Linked DNA regions of Mus musculus: regions 1, 2, 3, 5 and 6 are each linked to region 4. A link is a loop called in an ENCODE intact Hi-C map of the cell type or tissue named here. Cell type or tissue: heart. All regions are shown on one strand. Region 1 overlaps Fam114a1 (family with sequence similarity 114, member A1). Region 2 overlaps Fam114a1 (family with sequence similarity 114, member A1). Region 3 has its middle 16 kb from the start of Tmem156. Region 4 overlaps Klhl5 (kelch-like 5). Region 5 overlaps Fam114a1 (family with sequence similarity 114, member A1). Region 6 overlaps Wdr19 (WD repeat domain 19).

Region 1 (5,000 bases), 120 kb after region 4:
TATCATCTCCATTACGACGGCTGAAATCTACCAACAAAGAACTTGTCCCTCCCTTATGATGTTTCTGCCGGGACACAGAAGTGTGGAGACACTCCTGGTCCCCCTTGCTCTGTGTCTGAAGTGTGCCGTTTCTTTGTTTGTGTGTGTGGCTTCCTTTGGTCCCAGCTTCAGTGAGTCACATGCTCCTTTAACCCTGAGCTTGTGTCCAGCCGTGTATGCCACCCAGAGAAAGCACACATTGCTGTTCTCAGGGCCGAGAATGCCAACTTAGGCCTGTCCTTCCGGGTCTGGGACTCGGTTTGTCCTTTGCATCTGTGTGTGTCAGTGCCCCGAAGCAATGTTTTTTTGAATGCTTTTTACTTAGAATTTGAAATAGGCTTTGGATATTTTTTAATTAACAAGGCACAGACTTGGGGCTATATTCATTATTTAGACCAGAATTTATGTTGTACTTGATGCAAAAATCAGGCATTGCTTGTTCAGGGTAATTGTGTACAGTGCAATAAACCCAGTTTATGTAAAGTATTATTGAAGGAATAGCCAAGTTCCACAGTAAGCCTGCTAAATCATTCATTCAGGAATAGATTCACGTTTCCCCAGGTCTGGATCATGTGTTTTGACAGGTTTTAAAGCAAAGCAAAGCAGCAATTATTTCAAGGTGATGGTGGAAGCCAGGACTGAGAGAAATCCCTGACAACGGGTCTGTAGTCAATGACTGTTCTCTCTTAAACAGTTGAATTTACAGGTCATAGGTCACAGAATCGTTTCAGTTCATGTCTCGACTTGGCAACCTTGGATTTTTTTTTCATTAAAAGATAAATAAATAAAATGTCAATAATATCGCTTACTTTAAATCTATTTTTTTAATGTTGTTTAAACTTTGTTTTATAATTAAAATTCTATTGCTGTACACTAGATGTACAGCAAACATCTAGGTAGTGTTTTAAAGATGGGACCTCAGGTAGCCCAGCCTAGCCTTGAACTTGCTATGTGGCCGAAGATGACCTTGAACTTCTAATCTCTCTGCCTTGCCTCCAGAGTGCTGGTATTACAGACTTACAATGCCTTGCGTTTTGATCTCCTCTTTCAGGTATGTGTGTCGTGTGCACACATATTTCTGCAGGCCCTTGTGCCTGTGTGGGCGCGTGAGTTGGCCACAGTGTACCTTGGCTCTTTTCCTCTACTGTTTTTCTTGTCATTTTCTTTTGACTCCAGGTCTCTCACTGTCTTAGGGTTTCAGTGCTGTGAGCAGACACCATGACCAAGGCAACTCTTACAAGGACAACATTTAGTTGGGGCTGGCTTACAGGTTCAGAGGTTCAGTCCATTATCATCAAGGTGGGAACATGGCTGAATCCAGGCAGGCAGGGTGCAGGAGGAGCTGAGAGTTCTGACAGCTAGGAGGAGGGTCTTAAAGTCCACACCCACAATGATACCCCTACTCCAACAGGGCCACACCTTCTAATAGAGCCATTCCCTGGGCAGAGCATATATGAACCATAACACTCACTGAACCTGGAGCTCATCAGTTGGTTACACTGGCTAGCCGGTGATCCTCCTGTCTCTACCTCCCACTGCTGGGATTACAGGTGTGCGCACAGACTTTACATCCATGCTGGGGAGTCTAACTCTGGTCATTACGCTTTCTCAACACTGCCTGCTGAGCCACCGCCCCAGCACTGACAGCCGAGAGACTAAGTCCAAGAATCTAATGCCTTGGAGGTATTTGTTTTTCTTTCGTATTTCTGGTTAATGTACAAATCCCTCTGATGTGAAAACTATAAATCTAGATTATTTCTTCTGCTCTATACTTAAGAATTATAGAATTCACAGAGGTGACTGTGATATGATCAACAGTTAATCACCACCACACTTAACATCAGAAGCATTCCAGAGGTCACGAAAGGAGAAATGCCACACCTTTACGGATTTAATTTTTCTAGGTTGCAAATACATTGTTCTTGAGTTTTTATTTGGTTGTTTCAGGAGACATACAGCTGAAAAAACAAAACACAGTCACACAAAAATGCTACTGAGAGAATTCAGATATCTACTTGGCCCACAGGGGACAGACGCAGTGGCTTCTACCACAGGAACAAAGGAGGGATTTTTCTCCCTTTCAAGACTGCAGGCATCATTTGCCCTGGGATAAGCCACTGGGCATGACTATTTTGGACACTACTGGTAGGGATGTCAGTGATGGTCTCAAACAGAAGCATGCCAGAGAACCTCAGCCTGGAAAGAACAGATGCATCTCACAAGAGCCCAGGTTCAGTACCACTGCTCCCTGCAAGGTCTCTGATGCATCTCCCTGGATCAGCACCCCACTTGGCCAACTTACGACTTTCTACCCTTTGCCTCTACCATGTGTGTGATCAGGTTAGTGGGTATTTTTGAAATGCAGGTCGGGGTTTCTACCTGGCTAAAACCCCTTTAGTTTTCTGTTGAAATGATTCTCAGCTTTATAATTTTGCCACCAAACACTCTAAACTAAAACACTTCTTCAGGGCAGGCAGGTTTCGTGTGCACACCTTTAGTCCTAGTTCTTGGGAGGCAGAGGCAGGCAGATCTTTGTGAGTTTTAGGCTAGCCTGGTCTACATAGTGATATTTATAAAGATATTTATGTCCCTTTTAAAACCAAATAAGTAGCGGTATTTTTGCTTATGATGTTTATGCAATTAAATGAAGTTCAGTACAAGAACTCATTTAAAGCCATGCTTGAGAAAAATAGGGCATAGAAAGGTAGACATTTCAAAGCTGAACAAAAATCTAGGTTCTCTCTATGAATTTCTAAATATAGTCTGGTTGACCAGGAAAACAGATATATTTGTGAATGAACTGCAAATTAAAGGAAAACTTCAATAGAACAAGTACAAGTTTAAGTTAATGTAAAGAAAACATAATTATTGATAAAACAGTATACATTAAGAGAAATTTTAACTCTCTGTATTTTCAAAACTGTGCAAAAATTGCTTGTAGTGTCCTCAAATGGTCTGGCCAGTGACATAGAAGTCCGTTGCCTTTAAATGGTATGTAGTGAAGAGATGTGGCCTGCTATTGAACTAGCTGCAATCTGGCTGGGCTGTAGCTTTCAAACAGCTGGTGCGGATGTGGGAGACCTGCAGTACCGGGAGCAGCAGCTGGAGGGCGTCCTGCACATATGTGGTGCTATTGGAGCCCTGCAAGAAGGAAAACAGAGCTGAGGGTATTTTCATAGTTCAGTTTCGATGGCTGTCACCATATAGCAACATTCTTATTCTCTCTCCTCTCTCTCTCCTCTCTCTCTCTCTTTCTCTTGTATATATATATATATATATATATATATATATGCTCTGCCTTAATGTACACAAGTAGAGGAATCAGATCCCGTTACAGATGGTTGTGAGCCACCATATGGTTGCTGGGAATTGAACTCTGGTCCTCTGGAAGAGCAGCCAGTGCTCTTAACTGCTGAGCCATCTCTCCAGCCCTAACAACATCCTTTTCCTCCGAGGAGAAGGAAGCACAACAATATCATAGAATTCTCAGAATGTCTGCACTTGCAGTAAATGTAAGCACATGTTTTTGGATGGAGTGTGCCCAGATCTCAACTATGTGAGCTAACAAAAGGCCCTCATTCAAATTGAGACAAATCATTTCCATGGGCTTTTAAGGGACATGAGTATGTGTAGACTCATGGCCCCGCATGGCCAGTATTATCTATCCCTTTCTCAGGTCAACCCTGTGGTCCTGAAATCACAGGACAGAGGCTAGGGTCTAAACCACAACCATTTACAGAAAGCTCCACATAGAGTGCCCTGGAGAGATCACTGTAAAAGTGGCCAGTGAAGTTTAGGGAGGGTATCTAGAATGGGTATTGGCCAGCGGCTTATTATTGGGTGCCATATTTGTGGTGCACAAGTATGTTAAATTAATGTGCTAATGTACATGTTTAATCTGGCAGCCATGACAGAGATCTGGGGTGGGAGACTAAGAAGTGAGACTGAAACTCACTATATAGTTTGTGTTGGCCTTGAACTCACCATCCTCCTGCCTCTGCCTTCCAGGGTTTCTACTAGCTGTGTCTGTTCCACTGGGCTTGTCCCTACAGTTCCTGCCCCTTATGGTTGAGTCCATTGCAAGACTGTGTCCTAAGCAATGATACTCGCTGCCACCACTTGATTAGGTTTGGTCCATGGACAGCTTTGCTTAACAATGAGACACAGTTCCCAGCAACGTTGCCACCAGTTCTGAGGTTATGTAATCTCTCCAGAGCTTACTCTTGCCATCCAAATGTGAAGGCAATGGCATTGGGCCTTGCCCTTGACCCATAGCTGCTTGGGAGGCCCTGTGGCTCCCCCATGGGCAAGGTCCTCCTCCACTGCTCAAATGCAGGACACAGCGCCCACGCTCCAAGACCAGGAATGCATCTTGGACTGCTTCTCTCTTACATCACTGGGTTCGTCTTCTGCAGAGCCACAGCAGTGCTGGGATAGCCTTCCATCTGGGCAGTTGCTGCTACCAAGTCCTAGTGAGCAGGCAGGGCAGGCAGGGAGTCCTCTCTCGTGGGGACTCTATGCTTGTCACTGAATGGGCAGGCATCCCGCAGCAGTTTCGCTAACCTGAAACTTAGACTCAGCTCTACTAAAAGTTCTCGTGAACGAAGGGAAATGCCTGTTTTTATGAAAATCACCAGTGGGTAATAATCCTCCATTGCAGCCAATAATCACAGTGTCAAACTTGGCAGCAAAAATCTGCGTCTGCTGGGGGAGGGTTGAGGGGGGGAGGAATGGTGGCCGGAAATAGCCTGCAAGCTTAGCATTTCCTTTTATAATTAGGAATTCTTGGAAATTAGGCATTGCTGCTCTACCAGACACTTTACAGCTGGCTGAGCTACAGAAATGGACACACACACACACACACACACACACACACACACACACACAAAGACTGTTAGACTGTTGACGATAAGATTTAGAATTCCAATAACACTTGCTGACTGGGAGGAAGAAAAGAGAAA
Region 2 (5,000 bases), 130 kb after region 4:
AGGAAACAATAACGTATAGATGGGAAGAAGATCAATGGCTTTGCTCCTTCAGATTCATGGCAGGCCCTCTGTCCAACCTCTAGGATGAGCAGAGGGCTGGCACTCCAGGAGAGCCACATAAGCAACTCGTGACTTACAAAATCGTAGCTAATTGGAAACTGCCGAGACCACCTTCCTTACCCGGCCTATTGATTCCTGAATTCCGAGACAGGACAGACTTATCTAGAGCCCATCGGATCGTTTACAACGTTTGCTTAAGTAGAAGATGTCACTCATCTTATGCTAAAACACTGAGTTACCTTAAAGCCTATGTCAATGTTTAACATGTCAGAATGTTGGGAGGTATTTTAAGAGATAGCAGATTAGGGGAGAGCCACCCTAAAAAGAACTCTTTTAGGAATAAAGGCTGACCCATGCAACTGAGAAGTCCACCCCTCTCCACTCCAAGCTGTGGCAGGTGCTGTAGGGAGATGAACGAGGTAATTTCCCAGCTGACCTGTCGGCTCACTGACCCCTAACAGAGAGAAAGAAATTCCTCATCTCACCGCTTCTGTACCTCATTCTGTCCTTCCTTCACCCATTATAACAGGTGAGTGGCTATGCAAACCACTGCTAGGTCAGGTAAGAGTCAGGAGGAAAGCGAGAGGGAGATAGAAAAGAAATCACATAGCCTTGGGTAATTAGTGACCAGCACCTCCTTAAGGAATCCTACAGTTAGACCTGGTTCTAACTTGCAAAATGCACTGTGAAGTTAGAGGAATCTGTAATGGCAAAGCTGGACTTTCCTAAGATGTGTTGGAGCGGCAGCGGCAGCCCAGGTGGGCGGAAAGGTCTGAGCTTCCCTCTTCGCTCTAAAACCTGCATGTCTCTTTAAAAAGCAAGGGTGGGAGAAGAGTCTGGAAAGTCCCGTGATGCCCCCCCCCCCCCCCGAAGATAATCATCCTCTGACAGAACAGTCTATTCCCCTGTGAAAGGGCAACTGACTTTCTCAAGGTCACTAGATAATTACTCGTAAATTACAGAATGGGAGGTCTCAGAAGCCTTGCATCCATTAGGGTGCCTCCGAAGGTACCAATTACTGACCTCAGACGCCTCTCCCCCTGTTATGTCGTGGGGGGGGGTGTTGGCGGGGTTTTCCCCCCATTTCTTGCGAATCTGAGGAATCTTACCACCAAGACCCTCTTTCTCCAGTCCCCCTTTAAAACCAAAGACACAGAAAGGGTTGGTTCCGACCTTATTGAGTTTGTCAGGTGTGGCGGCGACGTGTAATTCAAACAGGAGCTCTGTAAGCATCCTGGCAAATTCTTCCCCGCTTTCTTCTAGGCCTAGAAACAGAACACAACAGCAGTAAGAGGCGCGATGCATTTATTTTTCATCCTTCAGAACGTGGCAGCTCCCCTGACTTTGCAGGAGCACTCAGGGTAGACTAAGGGGGGCTTTGGCAGTGCGCCCTGAGGCTGCCTGGGAAGATGGATGTCACGTCTTCCATCGGTGAGCACAGCGGGGAGGCAGCAGGCTGCCTGGAGAGCTCTGCTGAAGCCTAGCTGCAGGCCTCTGGCACTAGGGCACCCTGGGCTGGCTCAGGGACAAAGGCAGGTAGGGAGAGAGACCTTGTGTGTCTTGGGGCCACAGCTGTAGCAGCCCATTGCTGACAGAATGAGTATGTATGACCTGTGTCAGGCCTCTGGTACCCGCTATTCGGAAACTGGTTAGGCTTCCTATAGCAACTTTGACAATGCCCAGGGTGTGGTGCTGAGGAAGGGACTGGCAGGGCTGGGTGAGTGGAAGTCTCATGTGTGCTCTAATGTAATACCATCTCTCTGGAGAAATTTCCCAAGGTTCTCTAGAAGACCTGTGTGGTACTATAATACTTTTTAAGATCTATTTTCTCAGATGGGAAGCTATCTAAGGACAGAGAAGAGTTTAACTCATTCTTAACATGATCCCTGGAACATAATAGGTGCTAAAGAAAATATTATTTGAATTGATAATCTATTAAGATATCATATGATATAGAATACAATAATCATATAATATTTGTTATATAGTATATTTATACATCATAAAATAAAAATAAATATCCCTGGATGGGCAGTGGTGATTACAGGGCTTTAATTATAGCCTTCAGGAGGCAGAGACAGATGGATTTCTGTGAGTTCAAGTCCAACTTGATCTACATAGTGAATTCCAGGACAGCCAGGACTACACAAAAAAATCCTGTCTCAAAAAACCAAAAACCAAAACAATCAAACCAAACCAAACCAAACCAAACCAAACCAAACCAAACCAAACCAAACGAAACCAATGAACCAAAAATATCCATGGTAGGAAACAGAGATTGTTAAAAGCTGCACTCTCTGCTCACTTCTCTCATTTGCAACTTCAAGACAAGACCATCTTAAAGTTTCTGGTAGGTGCTAAAGTACTGATTCCACAATGGGTTTATGAGCCCCACTGAGGGAGAATAAAGCATCATTCATCTGGCCCAATTGCATGTGTGCAAAACCCTCAGTGAAGAGGTTACCCGGGCTTATGCCAGAGCCCAGGTAATACCTCTGGGGAAGGCTAAGCCACGTGGAAAATACTGTACCTAACACTTGCATGGTCATGAGCATGGCATTCACATGAATAGATTAGTGTCTGTGTAAAGAATCCCCAGAGAGCTGGCTGGCCTCCACTCCCACGGGAGGACACAGCTACAAGAAGCTGACTGTGACCCAGAGATGGACCTTTGCCAGACACCAGATCTGCCAGCTCTCTGATCTCAGACTTCCTTACGGAACTGTGAGAAGTAAGTTCCTGTAAGGTACGCTGCGATGTTTGCTACGGCAACCTAAACAGGCCAAGATTAGGAGGGAGCTATGAGGAATGGATGTGCCTTGAAAAGCTGGAGCCTCCTGAAGCATCCGAGTTCTCATTCAGCGTCAATTCCCACCAAACACATTTAAAATCTTCGTGTGCTCGTGTCAATGTGCTACATAATAATTCACTTACACCACTTTTCCTTTTTTTTTTTTTTTTTTTACAAACAGTTCTATATCGTATTTGCTTCATATAGTAACCGAGAAGGGAAAGACGACGTGGGGGCGGGGGTGTAGTCCCCACCTGAGGATAGCTTCTGGATCAGGGGAGAAGTGTTCTAGACGCTTGGCAGTGGCAATAAAGTCTAGCAGGGAATGTGCCTGTCAAGTTCTGGGGGGCAGTAAGGAGGCCAGGGTGGCTGCACAGAATGAGCAAGATGGGTGCCCTGGGTGTAGATGGGGGCAACTGCCTTAGCTCAGGATGGAGCGGTAGTGGGACTCATTCCAGCCAGGAAGGTGAGTGCTGTGATATAGTTTGCAGCTGTAATAGAGTTCTCAGAGGATGCATAGGAAGAAAGCTACCTACACAGCGATTCCTGAGGAGATTTGAGAATGAGACTCCTTTAGCCAAGTAAGGAGAGGTTGGAAGGGAGGGGGTGAAGAGGAGTAAGAGGGGAGAGAGAGAGAGAGAGAGAGAGAGAGAGAGAGAGAGAGAGAGAGAGAGAGAGAGAGAGGAAAGCAGATTCTACTGACAAGCACATGGGCAAGACCACATCCGGGAACTGCCCAGTTTCCTTCATTGGCAGGAGGCTGTGCTACAGAGCGGGAACCCTTGGCTGAGACCCACCCCTGGGGCCTGAAACCAGTCACGGGGTTTCTTCAGCTTCGTCTCCGCCCCCTCTCAACTGGGGATCATAAAACTCACCCTCTGTTCTTTGTAAAATTTTAGGTTGTACTTTTGGAGGGTTGCTAGGGATCAAATGCAGGGACTTACTTCTGCTCAGCAAGCACGGTATCACCGAGCCACACCCTGAGATGCAAATATAATATTGAATTGTTTCATAAGGAAACAATATGTATGAATTGCTATGTGCCACACTGACATGAACACGCAATATTACATATATTTGGTGGGAATTGACAGTAAATCAGAACACAAATGCTTCAGGAAGCCCCAGCTTCTAAGAGTGCATCATTTCTACTAAACATATACCAGTAACTGTTACCATGTATCTCAGAGGGGAAAAAATTGCTAAAAGTATATAAAAACAGACGATAGTCAGTGCTGTAACAAAGACTATTACTGCTATTCTCGGTCTGTATACATGGCCAAGAGAACTTTCTCATGGCAATAAAAACAGAAAATGGGCTTCTAAAATCTCTTCACAGCCATGGTAAAGCACATTGGAGGGCCATGGCTGTGTGGTGAGACTCCATTGTGGCAAAAAAGCCAACATGCAAACCATGAGCCAATGCCATTCAATGCGCAGGAGCCAGATATTAAATTTAATCTAGAAGACGACAGCTTGTTATTATACCTTCTGAAACTAACAAATTATTTAATTGTTAGCGGATTTTAGGAGTAGAAATGCACTTATATGAAAACAACTCCTGGGGCAATGCTTAAGTTCCTGCCGTAATTTTGCTCTCTGTTTTTCTTCTCATCTCACTGATGATATTCCTTTCTGCATCTTTTTGGGTAACCCCTCCGTCTTCTTGGAGCTGTCCTATTCCTTTGTGATGGTGTTGACTTAACAACACCTCTGTTCCTCTCTCCCAGTGCCTCATTAAGTGTCTGGATGACATTTATTTATTAAATTAAGTTAATGAAAATTAATAGTGTTTTGATCATCTGGAGATGCCCTTTGGGGGAAATGGATCTATTACAGGAGATAATAGGGTTTTGTCATGAAGAGAGAGACAAATTTACCACGTTCCCCTTCCAGTTACCAAATTTATCATTTTTTTTTCTTAAAATATGATATTCAGCACTTCAGTATGCATGTGTGTGTGCATGTGTATGTGTGAAATCCAACATTCTCAATTTACTGAATGAGGCTCTATATTTAAATGAGAACATACCACATCACCCGTGGCAACACTTTCTGTTTGGCAGCACAGCCCAGCTTCTTCTCCAAAGAACAACACTGATGAACAATGTAATAGTATTTAACTTTGCATTTGTAACAATGTCTCTGA
Region 3 (5,000 bases), 51 kb after region 4:
GCTATTTAGGCCAGGCTGGTCTTGAACTTATAGAAATCTGGATACCTCTGTCTCCAGAATGCTAGGATGAAAGGCCTGGACCACCACATCTAGCTCTTTTGCTCTTTCTACTTGTGGCATGTTTTCTGAGATCTTTGATAGCTACAGAATGTAGGGTTATACAGGAAACTAATAGTACAAATAATGTTTGTGATAAGATAGCATGCAAATCACATATTTATATTCACTAGTAATTCAAGGATTTTTACTTGCCTAAACCTAATTCTAGTTCTCAAAGAGTAAACATTCTGAAGCATGAATGGAAAGGCCTATAGGTCATGTGGTCCAAGAGGCAACTTGCTGAACATCTAACGGAGTATGTGTATAGCCTCTTCCTTTGATGTATACAGTGTTAAAACCCTGACTTCTGGATTAGCTTCATTTTGGCCCTTACCAAATTCACTAACTTCAAACACTTTGCTCTCCAGTTCTTATCGGTTCTCAAGCTGTAAGAAAATATCCATAAAGGACTGCTTTATTACATTTGGAATCGGTCACAACATGTATTCTTCCATCAATCAATTTTACAGCAGTATGGTTAAAAAAAAAAAAAAACTTTCAAGAAACTCTGGGGAAAAATAAAGCATCTATCTAAATCCAGATATCTCGAGTTCATCTGAGCTCAGAATCTTTTCCCATCTCCCCTTGTCTTGGAGCTGGGACAAAGAGAACCTTGTGTAGAGCAGACAAGTAAGTCCCTCGCCACCGAGCACAGCTTGGGAAATACTAGTTCAGATCATCACAACCAGGAATTCACAGAACATATACTTCTAATTTCAACATGCCCTGTGTTAAGAACACTTTTTGGGTGGGTGGGTGTCTGTGTGCATACACGCTTGTGCACGCGTGTGCGAGCCCGAAAAAATTTATGATTTTCTGTTGGGAATCTTTTAAAAATGTCAGCTTAATGTCACCATCTCTCTTCCTTTTCTCAGGGCCCATAAAAAGCTGTTTCTGTCAGGCCTCATTACTAGAAAATGCCTTGCTTATGCAGAAGAACTGACTTTTTAAACTGTGGAATCATAAACATGTGGTAGCTTACTGTGTTTCTTTCCTGGCTCTAAGGACGTTCAAAACCCAAACCAAGCCTCACGTGTAGCACAGGACCCGAGGGCAAGCATTGTCTATTCCCTCCCAGCCTGGCTTTCTCCTCAATCTCAATATTCTCATCTAGTTTGTTTAACTATATTGTACACATCGACCCAAAACTGCTTCAAATATCTGGATATACATACTCTCTGTGAGTATCTATGTTCGTCTTCTTTTTCCTACAACTTTGTATCTACTTCTCTGTCCTTGTCACAAAAATATTAGTGTCTTCGCCTTTACCTAAAAGTGTTTTACATAAATCCCCATATGGAACATAAACATTCATTACAGGTAGTTAAACCTGTAAATGCTGAAAGTAAGAGGAAAAAAAAAGTTGTGAGTCCCGTCCCCCCGCCCCAACAGCGATCTAATTAATAATAAAAAGCCTTATTAAACTGTTTATTAACAGGAAGATTTATTACACTCCTTCCTAACAGAAAGGAGAATTAACATTTATTGTGCATCGGTAAAACTGGCAGATACATAGTATAGCAGTTCCATTTTCAAAACAAAGTTGGAGGGCATCTGCCAGCGCATAATTCCTGAGCCATGCAGAAGAAATTGACCTCTCATGACGGTGGAAGGGGAGTGGGGATACACTCTGTATATCCCTTTTAGTAAAAGTCTCAAAACTCAGATGAGATAGTCATAATGGCAACCATGTAGAGTCTCTGACAGCCAAGTTCCCCCAGCAGCTTCTAATTGCGGAACACGCACTGAAGCAACTGTCTAAATGCCAAAGTTGTGACCAGTCAAAACCAAACCCAGGAAACTACAATCATATTCTCTATTTTTGAGGTTAAGGCCATTACTTAAAAACGTTAACAAGGTGTGTATGTTGTAGGGGATCCGAAATAGTTTCCAGCGTGTATGTTTTATTCTTGGGAACAATTCTGGAGAGCAGCACTCGCTCCACCCGCCGGGCCATCTCAGTGCCGCGTGGAGAACTTTGGGCAACTCCAGGGCGGCAGGGCCGCGTTCCGGGGAAGGGGGTGGGGGTGAGGGGGAAACCGGGTTCGAGTCCCGGTTGCAGCTCAAAAGCCCCCAGCCCGGGCCGGCTCCTAAGGTGGGCAAGTCACCCTGGCCAGCGAGTCCTCGGACCCGGAAGGGTCGCATGTATGTTGGGAGCTGGCCTTAGCCCACCGCGCCGAGGAGGAAGTCGCACTTACCGCGGGGGGTCAGGAGGGAGGCCCGGGGTCACCGTGGCGCGGGGCGGCGGGCGGGGAGGCTGCGCGGGGCGCGGGTGGGCGCGCCCAGCGGAGGGATGCTCGGCCCCGCGCGCGCCCCCAGCCCCTTCCCCACAGCGTCGCCCCGCGCAGCGGCCCTCCCGGGCCGAGCCACTCCTCTCCGTCAGGCGACGCCAGGCCAGGAGTCAAACTTGTCCCGCAGCCCCTGAGGGGGCGGGCGGGCACGCGCGCGGGAGTGAGTGGGGGTCGGGCACACGCTCGCCGGTTAGTCCCGGCGCGGCCGCCCCGCCCCACGACAGCAGACCCCGCCCACCACCGAGTCCCGCCCGCTCCGCCCAGGGTGCTAAGCTCCGCCCCCTCGCAGCTGGGTCCAAAGACCGAGAATTCCGTTCTCCAGAAGGGGACAGGTCCCGGCTGGGAGAGCCGGGGCACCGGGGACATCCTCATACTGGGCGGGGCTCCGGCGAGGGGGCGGGGGGCAGGCAGAGCGTACTCTATGGAGCTCAGAATGGGCCAACCCCTAGAAACTGGGAGCAGGGGAATTCTTGGGGATGGGAAGTGAGGGAGAGTTCCCTCTGCAGGACCGGAAGGCGACCAGAGGGAGATGGCTTCTATGTCTCAGCTTACGGGGGAAATCAGCAAAAGTCAACCTTGGCCAGCGCCTGAAACCTTTCTTCTTGCAGAAGTCTGATAAGTGTGCTGAGTAGTGGGTTTGTGCCGTAGAAGTTATGGTGTGCAGACCCTGTGGTTGTTTTACCATGCTGGGATATAATTTACTCCTGTATACAACATGTAACTGCTCTATACTCACTGCTGAGAAAACCAGTCATCTATCCAATACCTGTGGGTCAAGCACCAAACTGTGACACTTTGTTACCTCATCGATAGTAAGAAACATCTATGACCCCTAGGTAGAAGGAAGGAAGGAGGGTCTCCAGTGCTTTCTTCCGTGAGTCAGTCATATGTGGGTGAGGGGCCTAGCTGAACTTGGTTCTTAAAGTAATTCATGTATTCAGTGTGTGTGTGTGTGTGTGTGTGTTTGTGTGTACACTTGGTGCTTGCGATTTTTACATGGCTGTCCCTCTTCCGTGGTGGTGAACTGTGGCTATTGCCCCAAAATATCATTTGCCCACCAAGGAGGTCTTCAATATGTCTTCATAATAAAAACCCAGTGGGAAGTAGTTGTCCTAAAGACTAATAGTGGAATAATATAACCTAATTGTGGTTAAGCTTGGCTTAGTTGGGAGATCTGTTTAAGGATGTTTGTGAACTGAGGAAATGTTTCGGAAAAAGCAACAATGCAACACTCTGAAGCACGGACAATTCCAAGAGAAAGAGATAGAATCACTTAAGGCTGTTACAATCGGGAGATAGATACATCAAGATACATACAAACCTATGGCGCTGTCTAGGATCGCAAAGCACAAGATAGCTTTTATCAGGGGCAGTGGAACAGGCACTCCACATGCAGTGACACCTACACACGAAACCCCATTGTCTTTAATTATAGAACGCAATGTATATAAACCCACAGCCTGCGTTTGTGGAATTTGGAACTACTCTGAGGGTTGATTCTTGTTTTCAGCCTCAGTGTTTGTGTACTTTAACAGTGAATCGGATACAACAAAGAAAGCGGACCCCAATTTAGGACAGGCACCCTCACATCCCACTTCTTCTCCCGTGCTACTTGTTCTATGCTGGAGTCTTTCTCACTAGACTTTCTAGCTGATTCTGATTTTCATTTTTTCTTTTTTTTTTTTTTTTTTTTTTTGGTTTTCCGAGACAGGGTTTCTCTACATAGCCCTGGCTGTCCTGGAACTCACTTTGTAGACCAGGCTGGGCTCGAACTCAGAAATCTGCCTGCCTCTGCCTCCCAAGTGCTGGGATTAAAGGCGTGCGCCACCACGCCCGGCTTGATTCTGATTTTCTAATTATTAGTTCCATCACTCCAGCAAAAGCCATCCACACATCCTTTGCAGTCATGATCACTAACACTAGCCTGGCTGGGCTACTCTCACTTGCTCTTTTAGCTGTCCCCAACACATTCTCTGTGTGTCCACACACCAAGGGTCCCTTATGTGGCATGCTGTTAGCCCTTCACACAGCTGGCTGGCTCCTTCTTCCTTGTCACCTATGGATGTCTTCAGTCCTTGTTCAGTACCTCACTTTTCAGCACTAAGCACTCAGTGCCTTCCATCTCTGGTTCCCTAAGCTCATTTGAATGTAAGTCCTGTGAGCTAGAACGTTGCTTATTTAGAACGCTGCTACATCTCTCTGTCTGTTGTTTACCATGTTCATCACAGAGAAGGTGCGTAACAACTATGTTTTTAGTAGAAGAATGAGTCCACACTGGAGAAATAGCTTATATCCCTTTTTATAACTATCGGAGACTTATGACCTGCCTAGGTAATAAGATTGTAGTATCTGGGCCAGGCGTGGTGGCGCATGCCTTTAATCCCAGCATTGGGGAGGCAGAGGCAGGTGGATTTCTGAGTTCCAGGCTAGCCTGGTCTACAGAGTGAGTTCCAGCACAGCCAGGGCTATACAGAGAAACCCTGTCTCAAAAAAAACAAATATTGTAGTATCTGACTTGGTTGTCATACTTTTCTAGTTTTTCTCATAGTAACCCTGAAGAACAATATGGAGTTAAAACTGCAAAACTGAAGTGCAGTGGTTATGAGATGG
Region 4 (5,000 bases):
TCCATTCTTTTCCTGTAGGACTCTGGAATCCTGGGTTTTACTGCAGCTAAGTTGGGTACCACAGCCTTGTATTTATGGGTATCATCATCAAGGAACAGAGTGAGCAAACATCTTAGTTTACGATAAGATTCTATTTAGTAGGCACTCCATAGAACATCAGATAAGGGCCACGCTTGCGTGGATCAATACTGTTTGTTTTACAGGACATCAGGTGTGTGCCAGCTTAAACAATAGAGCAACGGAAGCAAGGGCAGAGAGAGCCAGGGACCTGAATGACACCTCAGTAGAAGCATGAGTGCCATTATCGACCACGCACAGAGGAAGAGGAGGCCCAGCAATGGCCTGCTGGGGAACCCATGTTGCCTATGTGGCTGAGCAGGTAACTGACAGGGAGGGGCCAGAAGACAAGGGAGTCAGAAATAACATTCTCTCACCGTATCCCTCATCAGGACTTTAGATTTTATTCTGAGTGGGGTGGAGTCAGTCAAGGATTTCTTGGGGTTTTTGTTTGTTTGTTTGTTTGTTTTGAGACAGGTTCTCCCTATGTAAACTAGGCTGCTCTCAACCTTATAACCCTCCTTCCTCTGCTTCCAAGTGCTGGAACTACAGCTGTGTGTCACCACATCTGCTTAAGTAGAGGATTTAAAAAAAAAGATTTATTTATTTCAGACACACCAGAAGAAGGCATCAGATCCCATTACAGATGGCTGTGAGCCACCATGTGGTTGCTGGGATTTGAACTCAGGACCTCTGGAAGAGCAGTCAGCGTTCTTAACCACTGAGCCATCTCTCCAGTCCCCAAGCAGAGGATCTTAAGAAGAGGTCTGACATGATTGTGGCAAAAAGACCTCTGTAATTCAAACCCATCAATCTTGGCCAAGTTGGATAAAATAGCCACCACTCATATGTGACCCAAAATAGCATATTATTCACTTGTTATACACTGTGCCAACAGTACTGGCTATTGAACACACACACACACACACACACACACACACACGCAAAATATATTTACACAGATTTAAGTTTGTACATATTACAAGTTTTACAGAATATACCTAATTTTATATAGATAACTTATCATTCATCAAGGGCCTAGATGAAGGGCTCATTTAGTCCAACCTCTTGAATGGCAGACCTGAAAATACAGCTCAGCAGGGAAAACCACTCCTAAATGAGGCGCCCATGTAATTCCCATACGTGAAGAGATGAAAACTTCTTAATTAGTTCATCTTCTAAGTTCAGATTATACAATTTACCTATAAAAGCACATGGCAGCTAACATCCATTTGTAACTCTGGTTACTGGGTTTCTAACAGCCTGCACTGCATACCAATGGTGTCCATAATACATTCAGGTAAACACCCACATACATAAAACAGAGAATGAAAAGAAATGCCTGTCTCTCTCTCTCTCTCTCTCTCTCTCTCTCTCTCTCTCTCTCTCTCACACACACACACACACACACACACACACATTACCATAATTGTTTTTCATATAATATAGAAGTTAAAGTGCTAGTTTTAATGAGCCTTTAACTAGGCTATCTAAATTCAACTGCTAACACGGAGCATAAAGGTAAGAGCATGGCTTGTCACAGCGGCATGCTTTCCCGTGTATGAGCTCCATTTATGTAAGTGCTCGTGTTCTGGTTTCTGCCCCTCAGGGATGAGGGATGCTTGGGAACTGATGCTGACTGAGCCCACACACAGGCCTCCCGCCTGGTACAGAAGGGAACAACGTGTGGCATCCTGATACATGGCTTCCAAGCAGGCGAGCAGACGCACTTACCGAGCCCGTGCCTGTGTGTGGACATAGGTGGCATCACACTCCAGGTTTTTGTTTTGGGGTTGTAGCACTCTACGGTGTTCAGAGTCTTCAGTCCGTCTCGCCCTCCGACCACGTACAGTTTGTCATCTAAGACTGCGACGCCGAATTGGAGCCTCCTCCCATTCATGTTTGCCACAGGAGTCCACATATTTGTACGGAGGTCATACTTCTCAATGCTTGTTGCTCCTGAACAATAACACAGAAGTTAGGAGACTACAAGATCCACCCCGGCTATGTTACAGACACAGAAGTAGAATTTATCTTGTGTGTGTGTGTGTTGTGTGTGTGCGCGCGCGCGTGCATATGGTGGGCAGAGGTTGGTGTCTGGTGTATTCCTTTGTCGCTCTCCACTTTGTTTTTCCAGAGGGGTCTCCCTGAACCAGAACTCACTGTTCTGGCTAGGCTGGCTGGCGAGGGGCTCCAGCAATCCACCTGTCTGCCTCCCCAGCCCTGGGATCACACAAGTGTGCCAGCTGTGTATATGGTTTCTGGGGATTTGAACTCAGGTCCTCTTGCTTGCATGGAGAAGCACTTTAACAGTGGAGTCATCTCCCTAGCCCCAAAGTATAAAGGTTTCTTCGAGCATCGACAGCAATACTTTTATGCTATCTTATGAAGCCCCTGCAGTACGGCCCTCGCCTGTGCCATGACCTTTTCTCCCATCATTCTCCCTGGCATACTCCAGGCCCAGCATTAAAACATCCAGCAGGGGACGTTCTTTGTTCAAAGAGGCCAGGAAGACGCTCAGCAATTGGCGGAAGTGCAGGGAGGGAGCCACAGGGGATCATTCTGAGAAGGCTGGCCACAGTGCAGACAGGGTTCTTGGACAAGCTGAGGGAGGCTGTCTCCCTTTTGGGATCGGATTGTTGGGTTGTTTATAGAAGTCAATGGAAAGGTCTAGGGGAAGGAAACCGCTGACCCAGGAGATAAGGGAGACAATTATTATGTGAGGTTCTGGAAGAAAGAACAGTAACAACAAAACGGGCGGAGTGGGGCTGACACCACGCAAGGGAGGGGGCACGGCAAGGAGGAAGGACAAAGGTCGCCTGGGAACCATTCTGCCGGAAGTGAAGGGAGTTACTACCCATGGGGTTTACCATGGAAAATTCCAGAGCTCTTTTGCTCTCTTTCAAGATGTGGAACAGCAACAGCAGAGATTTAGGAAAAAGTGAAAGAAAGTATCTCACTTAAAAAAAAATCTAACTCGCACTTCCGTAGAGATCGAGTCTTTTTCTAAGCTGATAATTTACCAGCCTGTTCTAGCATTATAAAGGACTGCAGTCGCAGTGGACACTTACTCCTCAGGCTTGTAAAATCAGCATCAGAGCTACTACTGTTGAACCTAAAACCAGACCGTCCGGCTGGCTCCACACCCGGCGCTGTGTTTACTTACCCTACACAGGCTAAGGCTTTTGAGACTGACACCAACTCCCGTTCCATCTTGTATTCTCCCAGAACTACACAGAATCAATCCCTTCTAAACACTAGCTGGTTTAAAAATACTTTTTACTTTGCATAGCCTTTCTTTGTAATATATGGCAATAATGATATTTTATTCATTCAGATTATATACATGTGTGTAAAGTATCAAGATTGTATGGATTTGTTTGATTCTTCACTCCAACCATGACTTTAAAGTGTCCATAAAATAAAATAAAAAATCGCCTTCCATCAAACAAAAATCTTTTTCCATTGATGAATTTTCAAGCTTTTTTTGTTTTTTTTTTTTGTTTTTTGTAGACTTCTGTTATAAACTGGAAAGCCAAAATTTAAGAATCTAAACTAGTAATACAAATATGCATCTATAAGTTTGTGGGTGTGTGTGGAGAGACAGCACAGTGGTTAAGAGCGCCTAGCTTCAATTCCTAGCACCCACAGAATGACTGGGAGCATAGGGAGGGTGCAGGATCTACTGCCCTCTTCTGGCTCCCACAGGCACTGCATGCCTATGGTGCACATTAGACGGGGCTGGAACAGGGCTGAGAGCAGAACCAGGATGAGCTGAGACTGTGTGACTTCTGTCAGGGTTGCAGGCACCACTGCAGGAGGATGGGCAGAGGTCAGGTGTACAGAAAGGCCCCATAACAACTGACAGCCAATAGCACCATGCATGGTCTTCAACCTCTAGGAACAACTGTTCACAGAATCCAAGTTTGTAACTCAAATATTTGTGTTTAGCTTTCATTTCTATATATGTATGTATGTATTCATGAATCTTTTCTTAATTGTTTAAGAGTAAAAATCACAGAAATGATGACCCCGTGGCCCTAAATATTTCAGCAGATCTTCCTCAGAGAAAACGATTCTTTTTAAAAGTCATCTATGTGGAGTGAAGTGTTCTTACTGAGCTAGATCCCTAGCCTAAAGTAGCTAGTTACCTCTTCCTAATCTCATCTGTCTCTATCAGTTGGCACCATGAAAGAAACAGCTTTCCTTTCCATCTGTGTCTCTGTGAACTCACGGAGACTCTGATTTGACGTTAGCTTCTTTTACAGTAATTACTTACTATGATGCTCAAGTTACTTAAACTCAATGGAAACTCCCAACAAGATGTCTTCTCTACCTTTTGATCTGCCTCTTACCATGCCTTGAATATTTTCTGCCACTAAGGTGCTTTCTGGTCTCATCTTTTCCTGTCCTTGTCCCTCAACCAGTCACTTCTCCACCGGGCCTCTTGGTAGTGTTACTGGTTACCCTCTGTTCCTTTAGATCAACGATCTCCCAATACCCTTTGTTGAATCCATCCCTCCAACTGCAAATAACGTTCCAACAGTTGACTTGCGAGGCTTTGTCCGAGGACTCTGCAACATGGGTCGTCTCTCAGGTAATAAATGGTACTTCATTGCTTCCATGATGAGTTTCTGACATTCAATGTCATCCCGGAAAAGTGCATTGTTTTCCATGTCTGCCAGGAACTAGAAGAGAGCAGGGTATACAGACAATGAAGACATGTAAATATACTTTTTAGTTCACTACTGCATTTTGCTGGTCTGTTTATTTCTAGGATTTTACTTCATTTTTGAGACAGGGTCTTACTATGTGGCCCTGGTTGGTCCAGAATCCATGATGTACAGCAGGCTAGCCATGGCCCCCTGATTCTCCTGCTTCAGTATCTCACACAGTGAAATTGCAGGCAGCAATCACCACCATGGGCTCATGAGTGCCCCTGC
Region 5 (5,000 bases), 150 kb after region 4:
CTAGGGACTCACCGTGTTTTGAACCACATTGGTGAGGGCTGACAGCATGCCTCTCGACCCTGCCGCCCCTGGTGGAGGAGGAGTGTGGGGGCCTCTGGCAGGGTCCTGATCTGGAGTCACATCTGTCATGGCAAGAAATAACACCCTGGTTAGAATGCATTTTGCTGATCTGAACTTGGGCTTTTCCCCACTGTGTAGTCATGCACACGGGTGTAACAAAACACCAGGCGAGCACGCCACTCACTTCCAGAGATTCCGTTTTCAGCATCAGTTGGGGCCCCTTCGGGAGATGCAGAATTGGCACTGTGGATTCGTAGGGTTGCCCCTGCCTTTTCTTTGACTGCTGTTAATCCATGACCTGCAAGGACATAAATATATAGTTCACAGAGACATTACAATCTGCACAGTCTGTGACCCTAGACTAATCTCACAAGACCATCTGGACTGCGGGGTTCTACCCTGAATGGCAGCAATGTGTTCAGATTCCCTGTGGTAGGATCCAAAGATGAACTCAGCATGGTCAGGCTGAGTGGCCTTAAAGCCACTCTCTTTTGTGACTCAGTTTCCTCACTATGTTCCCAGACCCCTTTTGGCTTCTGCCATGGTGGCTGTTTTTAACAGGGAAACTCCAAACTCAAGTCAGCGTCTTTGAAAGGCATGTCTTCATCCTGTTTTCTAAAGTGTCATATGGCTGATCAATCGTTCTCTTGTGGTCGCTGTTGGCTTTTTGAAGTCCTAGCACATGGCAGGTGCTCAGTTAACATGGGCTGGATTGAAGTCAGATGACCTTCAATACGTTCCTATGTATAAACCTATGTATAATATGTTCCTAGGATTATATGTATGGTGGCATATAATCCTAACACTCAGGGGGCTGAGGCAGGAGGATGGCAAGTTTGAGTCTAGCCTAGTCTGCATAAGATTCTAGGTCAGTGTGGGCTACTTAGCAAGATCGTGTCTCTAAACAAAACAAAGCCCTCCAAACAAACAAATAAAAAAATAACACTACAGTTCCTCAAACGTACACCATGAAAGGTCTTGAGCTGACAGCTCTAAATCAAAGGGTCACTCAGTGGGGAAATTGGGAAGGAGTAGCAGTCCAAAGTAGGCTGAAGGTCACGGACTCCATCAGACTAATAGCACCTGTATTTCCAAGAAGGGACAGTCTTTATTTCCAAGACACTGGCACAGTTGGGATTCGGTAAGGAGTACAGAGCAGACCTTCCCACTCATTGGGTAAAAACCAACCCTTGACTTGATAGAAAAGAGTCTTCTATTTCATCCACAGACAGCTTGACACCCTGCACTAAGATGGGGTAAGCCTTTCTTAGACAGGAGGAAGGGATCAAAGCACTGGTAGACCACTGCGGTCCTCATGGCTACTGGAGTTCTAGAAGGAAAAACAGCCTGTGCCCCCTCCATCTGGGTGCCTGCTACCTGCCGTGGCATGTAAGGAGAAAGGAAGCACGCATCCTGGGACCCTGGGTTGTTCAAACACGAGGCAGTGGTAACCAAGTCAAAGGAAGACACCAGAGTCAACTAGAACCAGTCAGAATTACAAAACACTGTTCAAATGACTGTTCATCCATCTCTTGAGTTAGAGGAAGACACAGATGAGACTCATACATACTCAAAAGAGTAGTATTTTGGATCTGATATCAATGCATAGAACCCTGTGGAAATCTAGGTGTGGTGGCATGAGTTTGTAGCCTCAGAGCTGGGGACATAGAGACAGATACATCCCTGGGGCTTGACATCCAGCCGTTGTAACTGAATCAGTAAATTTCAGGCCAAGTGAGCCATGCTGTTTCAAAAGGCAAGGCAGACACAATCCTGAGGAATACCCTTTGACTTTCGAGGTTAGCCTTTGGCCTCTGCACATACTCACACATGCACCCCCACATACACACAGAAGGCCGATTTCTCAGTTCTAACCTGATTTATCAAAGCAACACAGGCAATGGTATTTACTGGCTTCTTCCAACGAAAGCTATTTGTCATCATATATTACCTACAAACCCTGAAAACTTAGGAAACATGATTTACAGCTTTAATTACAATAGAAATATGTGCCTACACTCATGCAGATAATTAAACACAGCTCAAACTCATTACTGAGTTACTCGGAAAAAAAAAAAAAAACAAACTGCTAAGCCGAAGACTTAATTATAAGCTTTCAATCTGACTCGAATTAATTCTTTCTAGCCTCCAAAGAATTCCAAACATTTCAATGGAATCTCATCGAAATTTCAGCAAACACTTAAGTCGTTGGCTTCATATTCTTCAAGGTAGTTTAAAAACAACAACAACAACATCCACACAGACTTTCCAAAAGGAGACTGCAGAATTCTCCACGCATAATTCACAGCTATAGATTTCTGAGAGCCAAAGTCAGGGAATAAGTGATCTCTGGAGGCACAGCTTGCTCAGCTCTGGGGCTCAGCGGCGCTCACACTCATTATTAGCTCTTTAATCTTCCGGGGCCTTACATCCCCCTCTTTGACTTCCTCCACAGTAGGTTAGTCTTGTCTGTTTCTCTGTTGGGAGAGCTGCTTCTCATCTTGGCCAGTCTGTAGTCCCAGCACTTGGAAAGCAGAGGAAGGTAAGAGACTAGCCTCAGCTACCTAACAAGTCCAAGGCTTGCCTGGGCTACATGAGATACCGTCTCAAACAAAACAGCAAAGGGAAAAAAAGAACAAGCCTCCCACATGACCACAGACAAGTGTGCATAAACTGTCTCCAGAACTACCCCTTTGTTTTCGGAATGGAAGACAGTTTTCATGTGCATGCAGCTAAGATGTGTTTAAGCCGGCATTTCACCATGGTGCTATCTGTTCTCTGATTAACAATTCTAAGTTTTTTTGTAAGTAAAAGAAAGTACTTTCTGAATTTTCCTAGAAATTCAAATTTAAGCGTTATATTTACCTAAATATTGTGATTTTTTTTTAAATAGGTAGAGACTGCCACACCCTACTTAGCTGAGCCACTTCCAAAGCTTGACTTAGTGTGACATCTAGTGCCCAGATAAGGAAATCATAACAGAGCCACTGGGACTTTTATTTTTGACTAATGACTCCATTTCCAGAGGTTTCTACTAACAAGAAAAAGACAACAAATGTGTGTGACACTACTTGGTGTCGTTTGTGAAATAACTTCACACCACCACAAACCCTAAATATTCTAAAACATGGAAGGCTCCGGAATCCCAAGGCTCTGAGGCTGGGACTGGGTCTGGTTTTCAGGCTGCAGTAGGTGAGTGCTGGAAAGCCAAACCAGAAAACAAAACAAAACAAAACAAAACAAAAAAAAACACAAACAAACAAACAAACAAACAAAAAAAAACCCAGCAAACCCAAATCAAGACAAGAGGGCAAGAATGTCCCAAGAATGTTGCAGGACAGTGTCCTCTAAAAACATTCCATGGCCATCTGGCTTTTTAATTACCTGTGCTTACACGCTAAATGAAAGCAATCTAGACTGAAATCCGCCAAGGACATTGGTCCCACAATTTCTTAGCTGTGTGATGTTAACTTAGTTACCTAATTTGTCCGCGTGTCTCTGCTTCTGTGCTTTTTCTGCCATGAGAATTATAATATCGACCTTCCAAAATCTCTCCTCTATACCTTTAGGACATCCCAGACACTGTATTAAAGTGTCTACTTTTCTTAATAACACTGTGCTAAGAGATGTGTAATACCCCTTCCATAACTGAGAAAACTGAGGTCAATCAAAAGAACGTTATCTGCCAAAGGTCCCAAAGTTGGTAAGCGGGAAGCAGGATTTAAATCCAGTCCATCTGATGCCAGAACCAACATGTATAATCCCTTTGACATACTGAGGAAGTTTTATAGTTGAGAATGCCTTCTAACCTTGAAGGTCAGATCCTTGGTCAGGCTCTTCTTTAGAACACTTTGACTTATGCTAACCTGAACTTGAGTTGCCTCACCTTGACCACACAGCAAGGTGAAGTCCATGTTCGAAGTGTGGCCTTACTCTGGCTCTTGTATCCCAGTCATGCCTTGCACGGTCAGGGTTGATGTTCGGAATCACTCCCTGTACTGGAAGACGTGGGGATGCGGTTGGGTTGGGACCATGGGGTATGGGGTGATACCACACCCCAGTTCAATATTCTTCTTAAGTCCTCTTCTTGTGAATCCTATCAAATCCAAAGGCCCAGCCCATTGGGAGAGAGAGATGAAATAGCATACTTGTGGAGGCTGGGTCTCCGACCAGTGGTAAAGAGGAATAGCTGTAGCTCTAGACAGCATGATCGGGTAGCCCAAGGCTGCTTTCTGTTAGACATATTTGCCAATGGCAAGGGCTGCAGCTACGTCATGAGGAGGTCTCTTCCCATCTAAATTGCTTTCTTTTAAATATATTTCCTTCTTTTAAAAACAGTACATACAAAACAGACAAAACCATCAATTGGTTCTCTGATCTACGTGGCTGAATTTTCCCCTAATACGTTTTGAGGGAAATGGGTATAACATAAAATGTATCCTCTTAAGTGCTCCACTACACAGTTTCATGGAGCAGACACACCGCTAATGTCCACTTCCAGACCTCATTTGTACCCATTAGGCAGTAGCGCCTCCTCCCTCTACCTACCAGGCCCTGATAACCTCTGTTTTACTCTGTGTCTTTCTGATTTTGGTCACTCTAAGAACCCTATCCAAGTGGAATCCCACAGTACTTGCTTTTTGTGCCTGGTCTTGTTTAGCTTAGCATAACGCCACTCAAGGTTCATCCATTTGTGGTGTGTGTCAGAATTCCCTTCCTTTTTAAGGTTGCATATTATTTCACTGTATACCCTGCTTGTTATATATACCATTGGCAGATCTATGGCTTGCACCTACATGTTAGTGTTGTGAATAATGACAGTTTGAACATGGGTATACAATAACTCTCTGAGACCTTACTCTCAAGCCTTCTGAATATATACCCAGCAATAAAATAAGTAGATCACACCCTAACAGTTCTTTATTGGTGTATATTTTGGT
Region 6 (5,000 bases), 56 kb before region 4:
ATAAAACTTCACAAACATACTGTCTGAAACCACAGAGCTGATAATCCATTTGATATCAAAGGGGAAAATATATTTCCTTTAATAGCTAACTTATTAATCTTAAAGAAAAAAATCCTAGTAAAAAAGGATTTGTGTGTGTGTGTGTGTGTGTGAGTGTGTGTGTGCGTATGCAAGTGTGAAAGTTTGTGTGCCCACTTGTATCTGGGTGCTGTGTGTGTGTATGGATGCATGGGAACAGACAAAGGTTTCTGATCCTTAAAACATAAAACTGGGGGCTGGAGAGCTGGCGTAGTAGTTAGAAGCACTTGTTGCTCTTGCAGAGGACCCAGGGTCAGTTCCCAGTGCCCACAGATGGCTAGTAAACATCTGTAACTCCAATTCCAGGAAACCTGACGACACCCTCTTCTGACTTCAGTGGTCACCAAGCATGCACACGGTATACACACATAACTGCAGGCAAACACTCATACACCAAAAGTAAAATAAATCAGCATCTTTAAAAATATGGAATTATAAGCATATTCCACAGTGACTTAAATAAACTTTTATACATTAATCTGACATAAAACTGTTTACCACAAGGAAAAATGAACATCTCACATAGAGAGATGGTGGCGTGTTACCTGTCTTATTGTGTCGCCTTCCTGGTTACTAACTGTAATCATTTTATCTTCACCTCCCAAAGCAAGGAGATTCTCTGAATTCCAACATCCACATGTGATTTTCTTAGTATGTTTTCCTGAAGAAAAAAAAAAAGGCAATTTTTGCTGACATGTGGACTTCTCAAAACAGATAAATAAAAAATTAGTTATGCTAATCTTATGTGCCATGGGACTGAACAGACAAGAGATTCTACTCCCACGAAAGCCCTTAGTGTCTATGCAAATTTATATCAAATCCATCATCACTAAGCTAGAAAGTAAAATAACGGTATATAACAACTTTTTTTTTTTTTAAAGATTTATTTTTATTTATTATATGTAAGTACACTATAGCTGTCTTCAGACACTCCAGAAGAGGGCGTCAGATCTTGTTACAGATGGTTGTGAGCCACCATGTGGTTGCTGGGATTTGAACTCTGGACCTTCGGAAGAGCAGTCGGGTGCTCTTACCCACTGAGCCATCTCACCAGCCCTATATAACAACTTTTTGTCTGGATAATATAAACAGGTCTTATCAGGGAACAATGTATTCCTCTACAAATTTTGTTGATTCATCACAGAACCAAGCTTGTAATATACAGGGTCCCTCTGTATAGCCTGGAACTCAGTCTGTAGAACAGGCTGGCCTCGAACTCAGAAATCTCCCTGCCTCTGCCTCCCGAGTGCGCCACCACGCCCGGCAGCTTGTAATATCTTAAAGGAAGCAACCCCTAAAGCACAAAGGTGAAGGGAGCGTTTAGAGAAGAGCCTGTGGGCAGACTGTGTTTCTCTTGGATTAAAGGACTCAGGTGATGCAGTGAAACCAGGAAAGGGAAGGATTACGTGAAGAGAGGCTGAAAGGTGCTGAAGACAAATGCCTTTCTTCTTGAAAATTATATTTATTTATTTATTTGCTTATGTGTGTGTGTGCATGTGCACATACATGGCACATGCATGTGTGCATGTGTGTTCCACAGCGCACATGCAGAGGTCAAAGGACAACCTTTGGGAATTGATTCTCTCCTTCACCATGTGGGTTTCAGGGATTGCATTCATGTTGTAAGGTTTGGCAGCAAGTGCCTTTACCTGCTGAGCCATCTCACTGGCCCATAAATTCTTCTCTTTACCAAGGAGAGGGAGAAGAAACCTTCCTTTCTTTCCGATACACTGTCACACTGCTCAAAACTCAGGCTCAGCATAGCATCAGTAAGAACAGTTAACATGAGCTAGAGTTCTCTGGTCACTTTGGTAACCGAAATGGGAGACTGGCATTATTTAATTAAACTGTCATAACTAACATGTGTACATATCAGAACACTGCATAGCAAGAAATGCCAGTATCTTGTTGAGCTCAAAGGCACAGATCAGTACAGCATGAAATGCATATTTGGTTACTATCCAGTGCTGGTGGATCGAGCACCCCAAGGTGGGATGACCTGATCTTAAGAAAGGTTAAGAAGAGGAGCTGGAGAGAGAGCCCAGGGGTTACGAGCATTTGCTCTTTCCCCAGAGGACCCAACCTCAGTTCCCAGCACCCAGAGCAGGTGGTTTAAAACCATCTGTAATCTCAGCTCCAGTGGATTCAACGCCTCTGGCCATTACAGCATCTGCACTCATGTGTAGCAAAACCTAAACATAGTTTAAAATAATAAAGACAAATCTTTTTTAAACAGTCAAAAGGAAACAGAGCTGAGCCACGAATCCCAAACAAGCATGAGAGAGGCAACAATATACTCATCTAATGGTCCTGACATGGCAATTAATTCTAGTCTTTTCAGGTATGTTTTCATATGATTATTAAGTAAAAATATGGTGCTGGACTATGGTGGCACACACCTTTAATCCCAGCATTAGGGAGGCAGGGACAGGCAAATCTCTCTGAGTTCGAGGCTAGCCTGGTCTACAGAGAGTTTTAGGACAGCCAGGGCAAAGAGAGAAACCTTGTCTTGAAAAAAAAAATGTGGCAGAATCATATTCATATTAAATACAGATTACACACAACATTGTGTTCATATGACAGCCTGATATGAGAATGATCATGCTCTGACATACTATTTCCATACACATCCAGTGTCCAAATCTCTGGGGCTTATAAATGTACTGGAAGACATTTTCAGAGATAAAGTGGGAATCAGAATGCCTACAGGGGTCATACAATTTGTGTGGAAAAGGCTGATTTTTTAACTGGGAGAAAATTTTAGTTTGGTCTAATAGATTAATGATGCTTCTATTTATCTCTCATCACTAAAAATTAAAATTAATACTAAAGAGAGACATGTGAAAATAATTTAAAATGACGCTATGCTCTTAATGGGAAGCACTTCCTCAAGTGTCCTGTAGGTGTCGCTATCTCCAGCGTTTGCTGACTCCCTTAGTGGAGGGGATGCTTTTCTGGCCGCCTGCGTGCAGTTAGCCCTGCTCACTCTACCGCTCATCAGAATGATGCTACAGTGAAGAGGGTCAATCTTCCTGGGTATTCAAGGGGCCAAGGCCAAGTGAACAGAGGGGGAAGGAATCAGAGCACTCCATGCAAGGTCACACGGGCAAACTACTCACATTCCAAAGTCTGCACTCAAGATGGATATTCCCCATGTAAGCAGGCACTGAACACTTTGGTTAACTCACTATGTGGATTAAAATTAGTATATGGTAGAATACAGCCACACTGACTAAAATTAACTAACATGTGGGGTCAACAGGTGTTGATACACATATGAGCTATTCTATGTCTAGAGATACAACCTGGGTGTGAGAGGGGAAATGGGTACCATTAATGTCCTGATGGCCAAAGACACAGGCTGACCTTAACTCAGGAAATCTTAGCAAGCAGGAGAGGGATCCTCTTGGACAGGTATCTAAGATGGACCAGGGAAACATTTTTCTGTGCCATCTCAGGGAAATCCCAGACAATGGAACCAACTCTCAGAACAGCATTGCCAACGTGTAGCAGTGTTTCCAGGTAGAACCTACCAAGAACAGGAATCTTTCGAGATGTCTGATGATTATAAATGAGCAAATTTCCTTTAATGGTCCCAACAGCCAGGAAACTTCCAATTTTTGACCAAAGAAGGAAAGACATTTGATCCCTGTAACATTAAGAGATATGTTACAGAACAGTTCACAACATAAACCCCTTAAGAATCCTCTAAGAAATACTTCATGTATAACTTTAACTTCTGCTTAGAAGCTGAAGTGCGACATTATAGCTCATGAGCTTTTAGCTGTAATATCAGCACTCGGGAGGCAGAGGCAGGCAGGTCTCTGGGAGTCCGAGGCCAGCCATGGCTACACAGTAAGACTCTGTCTCAAGAAAAAAACAAAACAAAACAAAAAATAAACCAAAAACTCGCACAGCTTATGGTTTTTAGATGAAGGCTACATGCTAAAAAGAATTTTGGAGGTGTCAGAGAGATGGCCCAGAAGCTAAGAACACTATCTGGACCCATGTTTGATTACCAGCACTGCCCCCATGGTAACACCAGTTGCTGGAGAGCTAATACCCACTTCTGGCCTCTGAAGGTACAGGAATACATGTGGTTTACAGTCATACATGCTGGCAAGACCATGCATAGAAGGGGAAATTTACATATAATATAAATAAATTAATTAATTAAAAGAAAAACTGGAGGCAGAATATCATCTTGGCAGCAGGTAGACTCAAAATAACAACAACAACAACAATAATAATGAATGTAGACTTTGTTATAGAACTTCAAATTTATAAGGTGACAGTCTTGAGACCTCAGTTTCTTCAAAACGGAGAACTGGTTTTGGAATGTGTTTGCACACTCCTTCTAGGTGCAGTGGAGAGTTTACTTCAGATTATTCATTACTGCTGGCTATTGTTATTTGTTTATATGCCTCTATGGAAAAACATGTTCTTCGCAATGTGAGGTTGGTTTGCCCTGTGTGGTTTCTCCTCCTCCTCCTCTTCCTCCTCCTCCTCCTCCTCCTCTTCCTCCTCTTCCTCCTCTTCCTTCCTTCCCCTCCTCCTCCACAACCACTAACATTAAAATAACAGGAATTAAAAATATTGGTCATTAATATCTCTCAACATCAATGGACTCAATTCCTCAATAAAAAGACACAGGTTAACAGTGTGGGTATGAAAACAAGATTCATTATTTTGTTCCATATAAGAAACACCTCAGCAAGAAAGATATTTATTATCTCAAAGTGGTGGAAAAAGATTTTCCAAGCAAACAGACCCAAGAAGCAAGCTGAAGTAGCCCTTTTACTACAGCCAAAATTAGTCAAAAGAGATGGGGAAGAACACTTCATATTCATCAAAGGAAAAATCAACAAAGATGATGTTTCAATTCTAAATGTCAATGTCCCAAATGCAAGGGCACCCACATT

The links. A loop is a pair of places that touch in the nucleus more often than their neighbours do. Peaks named below come from ENCODE experiments on the same cell type or tissue, not always from the same donor. Only the 100,000 strongest peaks of a DNase experiment are listed, where the experiment ranks them.
Region 1: it touches region 4 in a loop (1.9-fold over the local background); 3 of 42 quality-filtered maps call a loop at or near these places.
Region 2: a loop joins it to region 4, with 1.8 times the contacts of the local background. A loop is called at or near these places in 3 of 42 quality-filtered maps.
Region 3: it touches region 4 in a loop (3-fold over the local background); 6 of 42 quality-filtered maps call a loop at or near these places.
Region 5: a loop joins it to region 4, with 5 times the contacts of the local background. A loop is called at or near these places in 6 of 42 quality-filtered maps.
Region 6: a loop joins it to region 4, with 3 times the contacts of the local background. A loop is called at or near these places in 3 of 42 quality-filtered maps.

Annotation. Positions count from the first base shown.
Region 1 is chr5:65,038,804-65,043,803 of GRCm38, reverse strand. It overlaps Fam114a1 (family with sequence similarity 114, member A1), which reads right to left. Exons shown (of 14, transcript NM_026667.3): 14 at 1,903-3,180. The coding sequence ends at 3,064. Among named protein-coding and RNA genes, the nearest start is that of Gm32374, 21 kb to the right of the region's middle. In heart, a CTCF peak has its summit at 3,121; a DNase peak (open chromatin) is centred at 4,443.
Region 2 is chr5:65,024,735-65,029,734 of GRCm38, reverse strand. It overlaps Fam114a1 (family with sequence similarity 114, member A1), which reads right to left. Exons shown (of 14, transcript NM_026667.3): 9 at 1,234-1,325. Among named protein-coding and RNA genes, the nearest start is that of Gm32374, 7.1 kb to the right of the region's middle. In heart, no CTCF peak of the experiment used is centred here; no DNase peak of the experiment used is centred here.
Region 3 is chr5:65,105,159-65,110,158 of GRCm38, reverse strand. It overlaps a transcript of Klhl5 not described here. Among named protein-coding and RNA genes, the nearest start is that of Tmem156, 16 kb to the right of the region's middle. In heart, no CTCF peak of the experiment used is centred here; DNase peaks (open chromatin) are centred at 1,858, 2,128 and 2,728; H3K4me3 peaks cover 2,129 bases; H3K27ac peaks cover 1,761 bases.
Region 4 is chr5:65,155,800-65,160,799 of GRCm38, reverse strand. Klhl5 (kelch-like 5) reads right to left here. Exons shown (of 11, transcript NM_175174.4): 6 at 4,559-4,745; 7 at 1,792-2,016. Among named protein-coding and RNA genes, the nearest start is that of Klhl5, 27 kb to the right of the region's middle. In heart, CTCF peaks have their summits at 2,533 and 3,753 (motif pointing left); DNase peaks (open chromatin) are centred at 2,719, 3,189 and 3,769; H3K27ac peaks cover 1,129 bases.
Region 5 is chr5:65,001,156-65,006,155 of GRCm38, reverse strand. It overlaps Fam114a1 (family with sequence similarity 114, member A1), which reads right to left. Exons shown (of 14, transcript NM_026667.3): 4 at 245-358; 5 at 13-122. All of the region lies in intron 2 of Gm32374 (a long non-coding RNA gene), which reads left to right. Among named protein-coding and RNA genes, the nearest start is that of Gm32374, 16 kb to the left of the region's middle. In heart, a CTCF peak has its summit at 3,010; no DNase peak of the experiment used is centred here.
Region 6 is chr5:65,211,542-65,216,541 of GRCm38, reverse strand. Wdr19 (WD repeat domain 19) reads right to left here. Exons shown (of 37, transcript NM_153391.2): 5 at 3,612-3,727; 6 at 624-739. Among named protein-coding and RNA genes, the nearest start is that of Wdr19, 14 kb to the right of the region's middle. In heart, a CTCF peak has its summit at 2,966 (motif pointing right); no DNase peak of the experiment used is centred here.